Linked DNA regions of Homo sapiens: region 1 is linked to region 2. Evidence: read pairs that join two places in POLR2A ChIA-PET (ENCODE). Cell type or tissue: PC-3. All regions are shown on one strand.

Region 1 (8,000 bases), 310 kb after region 2:
AGACAATTCTCAAAAGAAGATATATAAATGGCCAATGAACATATGAAAAAAATGCTCAGCATCACTAATGATCAGGGAAATGCAAACCAAAACCACAGTGCAATACCCACCTTACTCCTGCAAGAATGGCCATAATTAAAAAATCAATAAACAGTATATATTGGAATGGATGCGGTAATCAGAGAACACTTCTACACTCCTGGTGGGAATGTAAACTAGTACAGCCACTATGGAAAACAATGTGGTGATTCCTTAAAGAACTAAAAGTAGAACTACCATTTAATCCAGCAATCCCACTACTGGGTATCTACCCAGAGGAAAATCATGGAACCAATCCAAATGCCCATCAATCAACGAGTGGATAAAGAAACTGTTGAGTGTGTGTGTGTGTGTATGTATGTATATATATGATGGACTACTACTCAGCCATAAAAAGGAATGAACAGCATTTGCAGCAACCTGTATGAGACTGGAGACTATTATTCTAAGTGAAGTAACTCAAGAATGGAAAACCAAACATCATAATGTTCTCACTGACATGTGGGAGCTAAGCTTTGAGGACGCAAAGGCATAAGAATGATACAATGGACTTTGGGGACTTGTGGGGAAGCGGGCGAGCGATAGAAGACTACAAATAGGCCGGGCGCAGTGGCTCATGCCTGTAATCCCACCATTTTGGGAGGCCAAGGCAGGTGTATCACCTGAGATCAGGAGTTTGAGACCAGCCTGGCCAACATGGCAAAACCCTGTCTCTACTAAAAATACAAAAATTAGCTGTGCATGGTGGTTCGTGCCTGTAATCCCAGCTACTAGGGGGACTGAGGCAGGAGGACTGCTTAAACCTGGGAGGCGGAGGTTGCAGTGAGCTGAGATCGTGCCACTGCACTCCAGCCTGAGCAACAGAGCAAGACGGAGAAGAGGAGGGGGGAAGAGGAGGAGAAGGAGGGATGAGGAGGAGGAGGAAGAGGAGCGGAAGGAGTAGGAGGGGAAGAAGGAGGGAAAGGGGAAGAAGGAGGGGAAGGGGAAGAAGGAGGGAAAGGGGAAGAAGGAGGGGAAGGGGAAGAAGGAGGGGAAGAGGAAGGCAGAAGGGGACGGAAGAAGAGGAAGGAAGAAGAGGAAGGAAGAAGAAGGAAGAAGGAAGAAGGAAGAAAGAAGAAAGAAGAAAGAAAAAAGAATACTACAAATATGGTACAGTCTATACTGCCTGGGTGATGGGTGCACCAAAACCTCACAAACCACTAAAGAACTTATGTAACCAGATACTACCTGTATCCCAATAACCTATGGGAAAAAAATTTTAAAATAAATAAAATCCAAATTCCTTACCATGGCCCTCTAGGTTTTACCTATCTCCAACTCACAGCACAGCCTCTGGCCTTGATCCTAGAGGTCCAGACACACTGATGTCCTTTCTGCTCCCCAAACTACTTCTAAGTCAGATTATCACATTTGCAAATATGGTAAAATTGTAATTTTAAAATTTAGATGGTTGGTGGGTGTGTGGGTTTTCACTGTTAGTTAACTTTTCTGTATGTTCTAAGTTTTTCTTAATATTGTTTTAAAACAGCCTTAACTATGTTTTGGACATAACTGAAGTTCACGAAGAAAATGAACAGAAATAGATATTTTAATAAAATAATTCATTTGGCTTTCAAATACAATTCCCTTGTCCATTAAAAAATGGTTTTTTCTTTTCTTTTTTTTTTTTTTTTGAGATGGAGTCTTGCTCTGTCACTCAGGATGGAGTGCAGTGGTGCGATCTCAGCTTGCTATAACCTCCACCTCCTGGGTTCAAGCAATTCTGCCTCAGCCTCCCCAGTAGCTGGGACTAGAGGCACGTACCACCATGCCTGGCTAATTTTTGTTGTAGAGACGGGGTTTCACCATGTTGGCCAGGCTGGTCTTGAACTCCTGACCTCGTGATCTACCCACCTCAGCCTCCCAAAGTGCTGGGATTACAGGTGTGAGCCACCACGTCTGGCCAAAAAATGGTTTATAATAAACCTCAGCAGGATTCCTTGGGCTAAGCCAAAAGTATTAATGTGACTGGGACAAAGCCAGACAGTGACAGGATTCTAAAGTGGGTTGTGGCAATCCGTACCTGCTATGGGGACAGGCTTCCTTCTGATGGTAATTATTGGTGTATACTTGAATCCCAAAGTGGTGGTATGTGGGGGGCTGTTAACATATTACTTTCATATAAAATGAACAGTTACAACACTGCAAGCTGAATCCGCATGGACATTTAGCTTCCCCCTTTCGCATTCATGCACTGCTCTCCGCTAGTTGTTTTCTTCTCTCTCCCAATGCCCTTTCCTTTCCTGCATCTATTTATTTATTTATTTTCCTTTCTGCATTTAATTCAATGACTCTACTCCAATGTTGATGTCCTTCAAGGTTCCACTCTTGGCTGTCACCTCACCCTATATTCCCTCTGGGTGATCTCATCTATGGTTTCAACAATCTGAAATCCATTTCTAGCCCGACCAATGGCCTACCTTTCCAACTGCTGCTCCCTATAGATGTCCTCCAGGCAATCCAAATTTCATCTAAGTCCTGCTTCTTTTTCAATGTTCCCCTTCCCAGTGAATGGATCCATTGTTCACTCCATCACTAAACTTGGTTGTCACAGCAAACTTTACTCAACTCTTCCATGTATATTCAGTTCACGATTTCAGTCAATTCTGTTTTCTAAATCTATCTTTACAGACATTAAGGGTAGACCCTCACCATTCTCCACAAAGGCCAGGAGTTGTCAATGGGGTCACTATCACCTCTAGGGTATTTCTATGGTCTGAATATACCTTAAAATCCATGGGTTGGAAATTTAATTCCCAATGCAAGTGTTGGGAAGTGGAAACTAATGGGAGGTTTTTAGGTCATGAGGACTCTGCCCTCCTGTCACTATAACGAGGACCTACAGGAGTGGATTGCTCTCTTCTGCCATTGTGAAGACATGGCATTTGTCCCTATTTTGACCTTCCACCTTTCACCATGTGAGATGCAGCCCTCCTCAGACTCTGAATGCCAGCACCTGATCTGGGACTTAGTCTTCAGAACTGTGAGAAATAAATTTGTTTTTTATAAATTACCCAGACTCGTATATTTCGTTATAGCAGCACAAATGGACTACGACAGAGATGTTGTGTGAGATCTGGTTGTCTATGATTGGGACATTTACTGACCATTGAAATATTTTTTTTTTTTTGTAAATATGTAACATTTCACAAGTTTGTGTGTCATCCTTGTGCAGGGGCCATGCTTATCTTCTCTGTATCATTCCAGTTTTAGGGTATGTGCTGCCAAAGCGAGCACCAAAATCATCACTTTAAAAAAGGCATTGCTTTTTAAAAGCACATAAGCATATCCTTCTGCTAGTTTCTATATCCTTTGAGGTTGGGGGTGTGTATGTGGGGGGGGGGGGGGTGGTCAGAATATGAAACTCTTTCCATCTACTCCTGCATCTAAGTCCATCACAGAGAGTTAAAATTCGAGCTTTTAAAAAACGGTTATACTGTTCATTATGCAAAATTCAAACATTAAAGGATTACATAAGGTAGAAAAGTGAAAGTCACCTGAAAAGCCTGTAAGAGACAGTCATTATTAGTAGTTTGGCATATATTCTCCTTTTTATTACTTGCTTTGTATTTGTGGGGGGTTTTGGTACTGAAGTCTACTCTCTTCTCCAGAACAGATGGAGACCAGATGACACTAGAAATGGCCACTTCTATCTTACAAAGAACAAAGACATCAAATCACTGCTCTATTACATTAATATTCTCAAGAATATTTTCAAGAGTACAAAGCAACATCCCAAGAAAGTGCTAGAGAATATACAGGATACCCATTAGGAAAATAAAAGCCCACACCATTTAAGTTAAGCCTGTTAGGTACTGCCCATCTTTGGAGATCTGACTGCTTTTGCGTTATGTGACACACTCCTCTTCACCTATGTATTGACAAATACTGAAAAGAACTCAAAAGGTCCATAAGTCAAAAGGTCCATAAGCCAGTCAGCAGAACATTCATTCACTCCATTTCTAACTGTGTTTACTATATGTCACAAACTTAAGGCATCAAGAGTGCCTGCTCTCAAGACAACATTCTGGTGTGTATGGATGTGGGCGTATGTGTTTAGAGACAATAATGAAAAACTGCTGAATGACAACACATTCCTAGACAGCTGAGCTCACAAGACTCTACACTAACATATGTGTTAGATCTGACTCACGAACTTCGTGGTCAAATACAAAAAGCACAAACAAAGAAAAAACCCCACACATCATAAGATAGTTGCCTACAAGGATTATTAAGGTTCTTAAGCAGTCATGGAGTGTGAAATGTAGTACATGCATGAACACATTCTTTTTAGATAACTGGCTCTAAGACTTAATCCCTTGCTTCCAGTGTTAATGTTACTTAATTAAAACAATAACTATTTACAGATACTGTGTTAAGTGCTAGACTATCTGTCTGGTAGTACAGAACAATTATTTAAAGCACAATAGTTAATTACACGGGTTTTAAAGATAGCCTGGGTTCAAATCCTGACTTTGTTATGCCTCAACTGACTTAGACATTTCTAAGCACTCTTTTCCTTATCTCTAAAATGGGAAAAGCAATAGCTACTTCACGATATGGTATAAGAATTAAAAAGTGCTTAGCACTGTATCTGCATATCTATTATATAAACTGGATAGCAATATAAAATGGAATAAAATGAATGACCTTATTGTTCTATTTAAGCCTACATCTAAAGTCTTGATTCAGCTTTTGGATGAATGGGAAGCAAGATTTTCTTAGCTGCAACTAAGTTGTGATAACTAAAAATTTTTAAAATAAAAACAAAATTGAGAACTACATATGGAGAAGTAAAAAAAAAATAAAAGATGTGGTAACTTAGGTTCCATTAAAATAAATCAAGAGTAGCTTTAAGAAGCAGTTGAAATTTGGGGTAATTTATAAAGGGAAGAGGTTTATTTAGCTCACGATTCTGGAGGCTGAGAGGTACAAGATCAGGTGGCAGCGTCTGGTCAGCTTCTGGTGAGGGTTTTGTGCTATATCTTAACATGGTGAAGAGGAGGTGGACATATGTAAAGAGACCAAACAGCAGAGGTGGCCTCACTTTATAAAAGCCTGCTTTGGCATTAACTAATCCAGTCCCAAAACAGTGAGAACTCAATCCTGGGAGAAAGGCATTAATCCCTCTTAACGACCTAATCACCTCTTAAAGATATCTCCTCCCAACACTGCCACATTAGGGGCCAAGCCTCAGCATAAGTTTTGATGGAAATAAACAACATTCAAACCATAGATGGCACATATTTGTAGAATATTTGTAGAATGAACTATTATTTATTTTGATCCTCAAAGTAACAGCAGGATTCTCCATTTGTTCGTTCCTACAAGAAGTTCTATTATTTCTATTCTATAGATGAGTAAACTAAGGCTCAAAATTATTGGCTAGTTTGTTCAAATATCATGAAACTAGCTAGTAAAGCGAAAAAGCTGGGACTTCAAAGCAGGTTTTTAGCAACTCTTATGCAGTGTCTATTAGGTTGTCCAGTATCTTTCATACTACAATCAATATATTCATATGTATCAGTAAACTTAAAAATGTTTCTAAGCCCGCAATTACACTTCTACGAGTGTATCCTCATAATCTATTGCTTCTCTAAGATTTACATACAAAGATGGCCACTGAATAGTTATTTAATACAGTAGGAAAAGGAAAACCAACCAGAATTCTCAGCAAATAGAACTGAACATTCAGAAGTCATTTAAAATCAATGCTTCTGAGGATTTCTACCGATATGAAAAAATGTCTACAACTCCTCTTAAGGGAAAACACTTTAAATATAAGTTTGCATACATATAATCCCATCTTTATCTATACATGCAGAGCGATTTGCTAAGAGAAAAAATAGCAAAGGTTAATAATGGGTAGTGAGAACATGAATTGATATTTATATTTTTCTAAGGTTAAGTATTTACAAAGTCCATATAATACTTTTTTTCTAAATATAAAAAGTGTATTTTAAAAAAATCAATACATGATCATTTCCTACTAAAAGAAACCAAGACTTCATGAAAGAGTAGGAAATACCCAAGATGAGCCAGGGACGTGTTACTCCAGAAAGCAAATACTGTACTTATGAGGTCATGCTAAAAAAGGCACAGGAGCTAAGTTGAAAAGTGCTGCAAAGGCCTAAGATGGTAGAATTTGAGCATAAAAAATAATGATTACAATGCATTAACATGGAAATCAAGCATCTGCACACATTAAAGTATTGTATATTTAATAGTAACATATGTATATATAAGAATATATGTAAAACATTAGCGCCCATTAAAATTATAATAATACTAAAAATAATTTTCTTTGGTTACCTTGGAGGTTGTGAAGGCAACAATGCAACACTCCAACAATTGGTTTAAAAAAAAAACACGGGGGCGGGGGGCGCACATTTATCCTGCCTTTTTCTGTATAGACTATATTTCAGGATAACCATATAGATGACAAGGGAAAGTTCTTTATAGGAGATTCATAGCTAATAAGTGTGGATAGGAAAAAATTACCATTTTGTTATATATATATATATATATATATATATATATATATATTTTTTTTTTTTTTTTTTTCTTTTTGGAAATAGAATCTCACTCTATTGCCCAGGCTGGAGTGCAGTGGCATGATCTCAGCTCACTGCAAACTCTGCCTCCCAGGTTCAAACCATTCTTGTGCCTCAGCCTCCCTATGTAGCTGGGACTACAGGTGGGTGCCACCACTGCCAGCTAATTTTTGTATTTTTAGTAGAGATGGGGTTTCACCATGCTGGCCAGGCTGGTCTCGAACTCCTGGCCTCAAGTGATTGACCCGCCTTGGTCTCCCAAAGTGCTGGGATTACAGGCATGAGCCACCGCACCCAACCCATTTTGTAATTCTTAATGAAATAATGGAACTAGGCAACAATCACCAATGGCCTTAACCATTAGGTGAAAGGCTGATGGGGAATTTCATAGAGGATACGCAGGCTAACTACATGGACAACACTAATCTATTAGGACAACCACACACCAGTGTGACTCATGATACAACACAATAGGAAGTACAAAGCATCATCTATCAAAATTTGACTCTCCCTTGCCCACCCCACCCAACTACAATTCTGAATCAAATCAAGCTTCTAGATCTAGCGGTTGGTCTACAGGCAACAAGAGGGAGGAACAAGTTTAACATCACCATAGGGAAGCAGTAAATCAAACCCAGAAAATGGACACTTCACAGGACAGATGTCAGGCTTCTCCAAAAAACCAAACAACATAAGAAAAAGGAAAAAAAAAAAAGACAGCAGAGACTTAAATAATAAGAGCCTCATATAGTCAAATACAATGCATGGGCCCTCTCTGGATCCTGATTCAAATAAACAACTGAAAAAAAGATATTTTGGCAATCAAGGGAAATTATATACTGGGTATGACAAGGAATTACTGTTAATTCTGTTAGGTATTATGACGTATGTAAAAAATATCCTGATCAGTTAGACATACATGTGGAAGTATGAGTGATATGGGATTTCCTTTAAAATACTTTAGTTCCACCTCTCTCAGAGAACAAGGTGGGGGACAGATGAAATAGCTAGCAAAGTATTAACTGTTGAAGCTGGAAATTCATTACACTACAGCCTATGTGTATACACTTATATATTTCATAATTTAAAACATAGTAATATGGCAAAAGTTTCTATTTGAAGAACTGGTATGTCTCAAATCACTGGAAGGTGAACTATATAATCCATTATATTTTGCGCTAATTTTCCCCCTTATTTGCCAGCAAGTTAAAAGTTAGATTTATGCATAACTGCAAAATGACCACTGTGACCACTGTAATCCATGTTTCAGACATAAACACTACCTTTTCCTTCTACAGAGTCTCAAAGTTCTCTTACTTAACTGTTCCAATCTACATGTGTTTTCATTTTGTCCACTGTAATTCAATT
Region 2 (8,000 bases):
CAATTTAGTTATATCTTTGCAATCACACCTTAAACTTTCTAAGTACAACCAAAAGAAGGACATTTCCCTAAGCCTTCCACCTTCATAAGGAAGATAAAACAGTCACCCTGGCCGGGCGCGGTGGCCCACGCCTGTAATCCCAGCACTTTGGGAGGCCGAGGCGGGTGGATCACGAGGTCAGGAGATCGAGATCATCCTGGCTAACACGGTGAAACCCCGTCTCTACTAAAAATACAAAAAAAAAAAAATTAGCCGGGTGTGGTGGCGGGCGCCTGTAGTCCCAGCTACTCGGGAGGCTGAGGCAGGAGAATGGCGTGAACCCGGGAGGTGGAGGTTCCAGTGAGCCGAGATCGCGCCACTGCACTCCAGCCTGGGAGACAGAGCGAGACTGTCTCAAAACAAAAAACAAAAAAACAAAAAAACAAAAAAAACAAAAAAACAAAAAACCCAGTCACCCAAGAGGAATGACATATACATTAATTATCCTCTCCATAATTCATTGGCTTGTTTCTTTCCCTTTCAAAGATAAGTAAGAAGACGAGGGCAAGATTTATTAGTTACAAACCATAGCCCCAAGAAATAAAAATAATTTTAACTAGCATAAATGATTGTTGGCCTACTAGATGACCCGGGTTAAATGGGTCTATATCTTGAAGGAAGCAGAGGACTTTTATAAATTGGAATATACTACATTCAAGATTCAGCTGGAACCATGAAGGTTCAGGTACAGTTAATAAGAACATAGTGGGTTGGGTCAGTGGCTCACATCTGTAATCCCAAAATCTTGGGAAGCCGAGGCAAGTGGATCACTTGAGGCCAGGAGTTTAAGACCAGCCTGGCCAACATGGCAAAACCCCATTTCTACAACACAAAAATTAGCCAGGTGTGGTAGTGTGCACCTGTCATCCCAGCTACTTGGGAGGCTGAGGCACGAGAATCACTTGAACCAGGGAGGTGGAGGTTGCAGCGAGCCAAGATCGTGCCATTGCACTCCAGCCCGGGCAACAGAGAAAAACTGCCAAAAAACAAACAGACAAACAAAAAAACACAGTGGATGTTATAATGCAAAATAGACCTTAAAGAATTCCAGTTGTTGAAAATGTCCACCAGGCCCTAATGTGAGCTTTTTGAACCAACTGTAGCTAAGTGAGGAAACATTACCCCTACCCCATCAGAGAGGAACCTCAAAATTAGAACATTTGGGGAATTTTCCTTAGATTATATAACTGAAGGGGAAAAATGTATGTCCCAGGTTTCAAATGAGATTCATGTTCTCATTCACCAGGTTTGCATATATGTCATAAATATATCCCAGGTTTATGTTATAACTAAAACTCAGCCTCATTTCCTGCTAAAGCCTTGTCATAACTTGGAGATTTATGAGTCCTGGATTTTCTGGAGGTACTGTTTACGATATTCATTAAGACGCTAGGAAGCCTTACCCAAATTCTGTTTTGTATACCCCCTCATGAATCTCACTGACATCTTAAAAAATGTGCCCTACAAAACTAGAGGAAGGGTGAACCCCACTTTTAAATAAATAAATGCAAACAGAACTGGTCTACTGATCAAAACTCACCTTCCAAAGGTAAAATGATACAGTGTTTAGAAGGCATCTACCATGCCATAGCACTTCATACCAACAGTCCAGTTTAAAAGCACAATTTGTACAATGGTGGCATTTTAAGCATTTGTAGATCACTGTTGTAAAAAACCATAAACCTTCATTAAAGAAAAAAAAAAGGCTGGCTGTGGTGGCTCACGCCTGTTAATTCCAACACTTTGGGAGGCCAAAGCAGGAGAACTGCTTGAGGCCAGGAGTTTGAGACCACCCTGGTCAACACAGTGAGATCCTGCCCTGTTTTCAAAAAAAAAAAAATCCATCAAATAAAAGAGATAAGTAAGGTATTTCACCCCCTGCTTCTAGCTTAAAGTGAAGAAAGTAGTCTAGTTTCAAATAATACGGTCCATCCTTTTAAGCCATCAGTTCTTCCCACTGGATTCACAGATGACAGCTCAATTCAATGAGCCTCCAACAGCAATAAAGTAACTTGCAAAATTTTCACATCATCATAGCAAAAACTTTAAAAACATGAACACAGAATCCCAAGGACAGTTGATGGTACCTCTATCAACCCCCTTGTGCAGGACTTCCCAATTTCTAAAAGAGAATACCAACTTCCTCCTTGTAAGTGTTCAAGTGAATAATACAGACCTTCTACTAATCAGCAATGTGAAATATCTGCACTGCACACTCCTGACAGAACATGCCCTTGAGCTCTCTGTACTATGAATCCAAAGTCTGATAAACACATGTCTGAAGGGTATGCAGTCCCTTCTTTCATTTACTACATCAACAGTTTTCAAGCATTTTTTTACACTATAAAATCTTTGTATCAAATCTTACATAACTAGTTGAATTTACAACTCTGGTTGAAATATGTGTCAGAAAATTCAAAGCCTTGCCTGTGTGTTATCCCCTTCCTTCAAAAATAAGGAAACAAGTAAGAAAACAACGGTTACAAATAGAAACAGTATGGGTTTTAGAGTGAGTAAAACCAGGTTTTAAATTTTATCCTTCTATTTAATAACCATGTCTTTATCATCTCAAAATCCAAGTTGTCTCATCTGTAAAACGGCTAGCTCCTTCCTCATGGGGTAGCTGTGGAATAAACCATGGTATGCAGAGTGACTAGCACGGTGCCTAGCACAATGCAGATACTAAATAATGGTTTCCTGTATTCGAAAAAACTACACAAACTGGTACCACTTGTTACTCATACTAATCTGATTTAATCTTTTCCTCTAACAGTAGGCTCACTGGACTGGTGATCATCATAACCACTGAGAACCAGCACTCAGTTGAAGGGCAGATCTAAAAACTCAGCCTGCATAAAATTATTATAGAAAGATTAGGAACTTCCAATTAAAATGAAATTTGGCAACATCAAATTCAGGAAAAAAGCTTCTATGTGCACTACAGCAAGAAAGAAGCCGACAAGATAAAGCCTTACCAGATAGACGATAATTACCTATAATAGTTTCCACATATTCAGAGTTATCATTGACATTGAAGAGGTCCCCTGCTCCAAGAGCATAATTCAGAGACTCCTCAAAAGCCCCCAGGTGATAAAATACTTTAGATGCCACTAAGGCTGCAAACTGCCGACTCCGGAAACCTTCATCTTCGTATAAAACCTCTCTGAAAGAAATTAGGAAGTACAGGTCTAGTTCAAACTGTGGTTTTCCCTAAAAATCCCAAATCTAAATATTCAAGCCACAATTCAGTTAACAGCAAATTTCTAAATGAATCAATAAGCCACAAGACCCACATTCACAATTAAATTTGATCCATCTTATTCTGATTTATAAAAATAATTTCTTACATTTTGTCTACGGACTCGGAAATTTCTGCCCAGAAGTCATTAACAACTGCATTCAATTTGTGTAGTGCAAATTCCTGTAAAAGATAACCAAAATCCTATTTTGAGATAGACTTATCATTACACTTCCTTAAAAAATTCTTTTCAGCAAATCAATGATCAAATCCTCAGTAATATTTACTCAAACTTTTACTCTATGACAAATATAAAAATTTACCAACTTACACTTTTTCTTGAGTTTACACATTTCTTTTCTGTTTTCAATCATCAACATTTTTCTTCTTTGAATATAAACAATTAACTCCAGGTTGCTGGTTTAGATGTAAAGGAATCAAGTATCTAGAGCCACCAGAAGGACATTCCAAATTTTCATCAAATAAAAAACTTTAAATATGTGAAACAGAAGCAACAACTTTTTGTGTTTTCTGTTGATAATGAAACTGGGGCGGGGGAAGCGGAAGGTGTGGTGGCTCAGACCCGTAATCCCAGTACTTTGGGAGGTCAAGGCGGGGGGATCACTTGAGCCCAGGAGCAGGAGTTTGAGATCAACCTGGACAACACAGTGAGACCCCATCACAACAAAAAATTTAAAAATTAGCTGAGTGTGGTGGTGCATGCCTACAGTCCTAGCTACTTGGGAGGCTGAGGTGGGAGGATCATTTGAGTGTAGGAGGTCAAGGCTGCAGTGAACCATGACCACACACTGCACTCTAGCCTGGGTGATAAAGCGAGACTCTGTCTCAAAAAAGAAAAAAGATTAAAAAAAGAAAAAAAAGAAAGAAATTAGGGGGCTATTCAAGTGTCGTAACGAGGTTTATTTGTCTTAGCTTTGTTAAACTCAAGGGAAACCAACTGCTGTGGCCAAAATACTGTCCTCTCTGGCTAGGTTACAGTAACTGGGTACAAGCCAGCTAGGACAGCAACTTTAAATGATGGAAGATTACAGATATCACTAAATTCAAAAGGCTTCACAGTATTCACACTAAGCCTAGTTACTTATTCTTCAATTCATACCTTAAGCTGTGGTTCATCTTCATCCAGAAGAGAAATAATTCCAGCTATGAGAAAAAAGATGTAACATGATTATGAAACACATTCTCACTAAAGTGGAAATTAACACCTGGTCAAAAATACATGATGGCTGAAAAACAATTTTTTTGAGGCGTAACTTCTCCAGGGGAATGATTATTTTTCTTTGAAAGTGTAAAGGTTTATATCTCAAGTTTAAGACTTAACTATATTATCAAACCCTCATGGCACCACATATATTACATCATTTGCCTAATTCAATGGTTTTCAGTGTGTTCCCTGGACTAACAGCATTGCCTGGGAACCTGTTAGAAATACACATTCTCGGCCCCATTCCAGACCTACTGAATCACAAATTATGAGGATGGGGCCCAGTACTGTGATTCTTTTGCTCTCTATAGTTTGAGAACCATTGGCCTAATTTACTGATTAAAATGGGAAACTTTCCTATACAATTTTAGAATAAAATTATTCATACAAAATAAATCAACAGTTATAAGATTATTTACAAAAATGGGAGCATTTAGTCATCAAATCAACAAGGTAAAATACTTCAATTATTTCAAGGTGTGTATATTATGGCACCTCTTTCCTATCACAAGTAACCTGGGTTTTACCAAATGATGAACAATCATACTCATTCTGAATTCAATTACCCAAGCACAGTGTTCTCCATATGGCTTCTCTTAGCCTCAAGGTATTACCACTAACATAGGAGAGTAAAAGGAATAATTGTCCTCTCCAAAAGAACACACCTTGAAATATAGTCAAAGGTCAAAGGGATTATTGGAAAAATGATATGGGAAATTATTGTACTAAGACCACAAAGGAAACCACTCTCAAATGCTTTCCATGTGGGTTTTAAAATCATTCCAGAACACCGAGTTGAAACTGTGGTTTGATTAAAAAGTGTCAAGGCAACTTAGTTAGATGTAGCCATTTCTAATTGACAAGTATAGGTTTGCCAAATAGCTTAAGCAATCTTTAGGAAGCCACACAGGAAAAGATACAAAATTTACCAAGCAAAACTAAAGTAGCATAAAAGCAGATATAAAGAACCTCTTGGTACTCTAGGTTGGTATGACAAGTCCAGAACAGAGATTCTGAATGGACAGCACAGGGAACAGATAAATTTCAAAATTCAATCAGTGAAAAAGAAAAAATTGCAAACTAGTGATGTGGAGTAAGATGACAGGCCAGAATGCTTTAAATGTAGAACAGATCTTAAATAACAGAACACTTAATACTAAAACTGCTACCTATCCTCAGTCAATGTATTTGAACGGCTTTTACCAAAAAGGGAGATGGATTTTTATATTCTCTGGTTTGGTTTCACTTATGACTAACTGGTTACATGGTTGTCCTGGCTTGGAAACTCAGCCTCTGGCCATGGACCAGAACTAAATCAAATACTCTACACTCCATACATTAGTATTTCCCATCTTAAAAACAAAACAGAACTCTCTTCTGGAGAGGGGAGAGAATGGGAAAGGCCTAAGGATGCTAAAAGCCTCTTATGCCGTTATAGGAACTGAGCAGATATTGGTCTAAAACTGTTGAATCAATTGACAGAAATATTTGGATATTTATTTACAAATACGGAGGTATGTTCCAGAAGACACAGCTTAAAAGTTGGGAATACCTGCCTCTGGGGATCAGGAAAGGGAAAGTGAGGTGGGGGACTATTGTTTTAAAGCTTTTTAGCACAACTTTCCTTTATGTGTCTGTATTATGTTTAAAAAAGAAAACACCAACCCACTCAATTTCACATCTCCCGCCTGGAAGCACCTCTCTCTCTCTCTCCATTCCCCTGCATAGTCAAACCTCTTGGAAAAAACTAATAGAACATGTTGACCTCTTATTCACCACTGTATGGTGATGCCTAGCAACTGCCTGGTCAATAAATGAATGAACAAACTGACTAATCCACACCAGAACCATGAGACTAGCCTGTTTAGCACCTGGGACAAATTCTAAGCCAACATGAGCCATAGGACAGAAAACAAAGTGACAAAAGATTTGGAACAGAAGTTGACAAGTAATCCAATAAACTTAAATGGCAGTAATAAATATACACTATATGATCATCACAGAATCTCAGGATAGGACCTCAAAAATTATTAGTTTTGCCACCTTAAAGAGGCTTAAAGTCTATTATATTGTCACCAAGTGCTTTTTCCGCCTCTACTTTAAAAACTCAAGGGACTGATTAATTGCTTTGACTGGCTGACTGAGCTCTTCAGTCAAGACATACTTTTGAATTTCTGCCATGCTCTCAGCAGTATTCTAGAATTGTGAAAACAAGCTTCCTGCTCAAAATTCTACCAGAGAGAGAGAGAGAGACAGTGATCAGGCAAGTAAACAAACAAGGCAATTACAGAGCTGTGGTGGAGGGAGAGTAAGCGTGTTTTAATAGAATGATCAGGGAAGGATAACATTTGAGTTGAGACAAAAGATTGAGAAGCTAAGGGAAAATCTGAGGAAGAGAAGACTAGAAAGGAACAGAATGTGCCAGGGCCCCGAGATAGGAGAGAAACTGACATATCCAAGGAACAAAAAGTCCAGTGTGATTAGGATGTATTGAGTGAAGACAGTACTACAAGACAAGGCGGGAATCAGATCATGTGGGTCCTTGGTTAAGAGTCTGGATTTTACTGTATGCCAGGGGTGTCCAACCTTTTGGCTCCCCTGGGCCACAATGGAAGAAGTATCTTGGGGCATACATAAAATACACTAACACTAATGATAGCTAATGAGCTTAAAAAAAAAAAAAAAGGTTTGTATATAATTTTCACGATGTCCGACCACCACAGTAAGAAAAAAAGTCCTCGAATTCAAAGGGTTGGACACGGCTGCTCTAAACACAATGTAAGCACTGGTGGATTGTAAGCAAAGAAGTATTATGTGATTAAAGTTTTAAAAAGCATAGTCCACAAGAAAAACGGGCTGTACGGAGGTAATGGTCGAAAACAAAGCCTTAAGGCTGATATAGTAACCCAGACAAGAGATGAAGGTGGTTTGGGCCGAGTTAGAAGAAACATTGGTAATGGATGGATTTGAAATAGAATGAGGCCTATAGGTGGCAAGAAACTGAGTGTTTATTTGATCTTTACAAAGCTCTGACTGGAAAAACTTCCTGATACTGAACTAAAATTCATCTCGCGATCACTTGTATCTCTTGGGGACAAAAAGTCTTATTTCAGGTACAAGTGACAGCTCTTCAAATGTTTGAAAGTAACTACGTCTCCCAGTATCTCCAACGATCTCCTTAACCAATCCTCATAAAAATAAAGTTTTGATCGCCTTACCATTCAGATTACTGTCTTCTGCTCACCAGTTTGTTTACAATAAAATGCTTTCTTTGTGGGTCAAACACAGAGTAAGAAAATGAGAAAAGGGTATGTAAATAGGCAACGGAAAAAAGCACCAAGGCTCTGGACAGCTATATGCAAGTCAATCTGTAACGGGGAGCTTAAGTCTCCAATTGAAACTTGATCTCTGTAACTTACTCCATTGCAAATGTCACTACGTGAATCTACCTATGCAATGGTTTGCGCGTATGAAACCTGCTCCGCAGATCCATCCATT

Evidence for each region. ChIA-PET counts read pairs that join two places held together with the same protein. Peaks named below come from ENCODE experiments on the same cell type or tissue, not always from the same donor. Only the 100,000 strongest peaks of a DNase experiment are listed, where the experiment ranks them.
Region 1: POLR2A ChIA-PET joins it to region 2 with 10 read pairs; 3 of 35 experiments call an interaction of 5 or more read pairs at or near these places.

What each region holds. Positions count from the first base shown.
Region 1 is chr2:230,747,456-230,755,455 of GRCh38, reverse strand. The region is part of intron 1 of CAB39 (calcium binding protein 39); the gene reads right to left. It also overlaps the pseudogene RNU6-268P. Among named protein-coding and RNA genes, the nearest start is that of CAB39, 39 kb to the right of the region's middle. In PC-3, no CTCF peak of the experiment used is centred here; DNase peaks (open chromatin) are centred at 4,205 and 7,135; H3K27ac peaks cover 860 bases.
Region 2 is chr2:231,057,708-231,065,707 of GRCh38, reverse strand. PSMD1 (proteasome 26S subunit, non-ATPase 1) reads right to left here. Exons shown (of 25, transcript NM_002807.4): 2 at 4,398-4,441; 3 at 3,387-3,460; 4 at 3,033-3,202. LOC112268432 (a long non-coding RNA gene) reads left to right here and starts at 7,962. Exons shown (of 2, transcript XR_002959456.2): 1 at 7,962-8,000. In PC-3, no CTCF peak of the experiment used is centred here; no DNase peak of the experiment used is centred here; H3K4me3 peaks cover 2,877 bases; H3K27ac peaks cover 362 bases.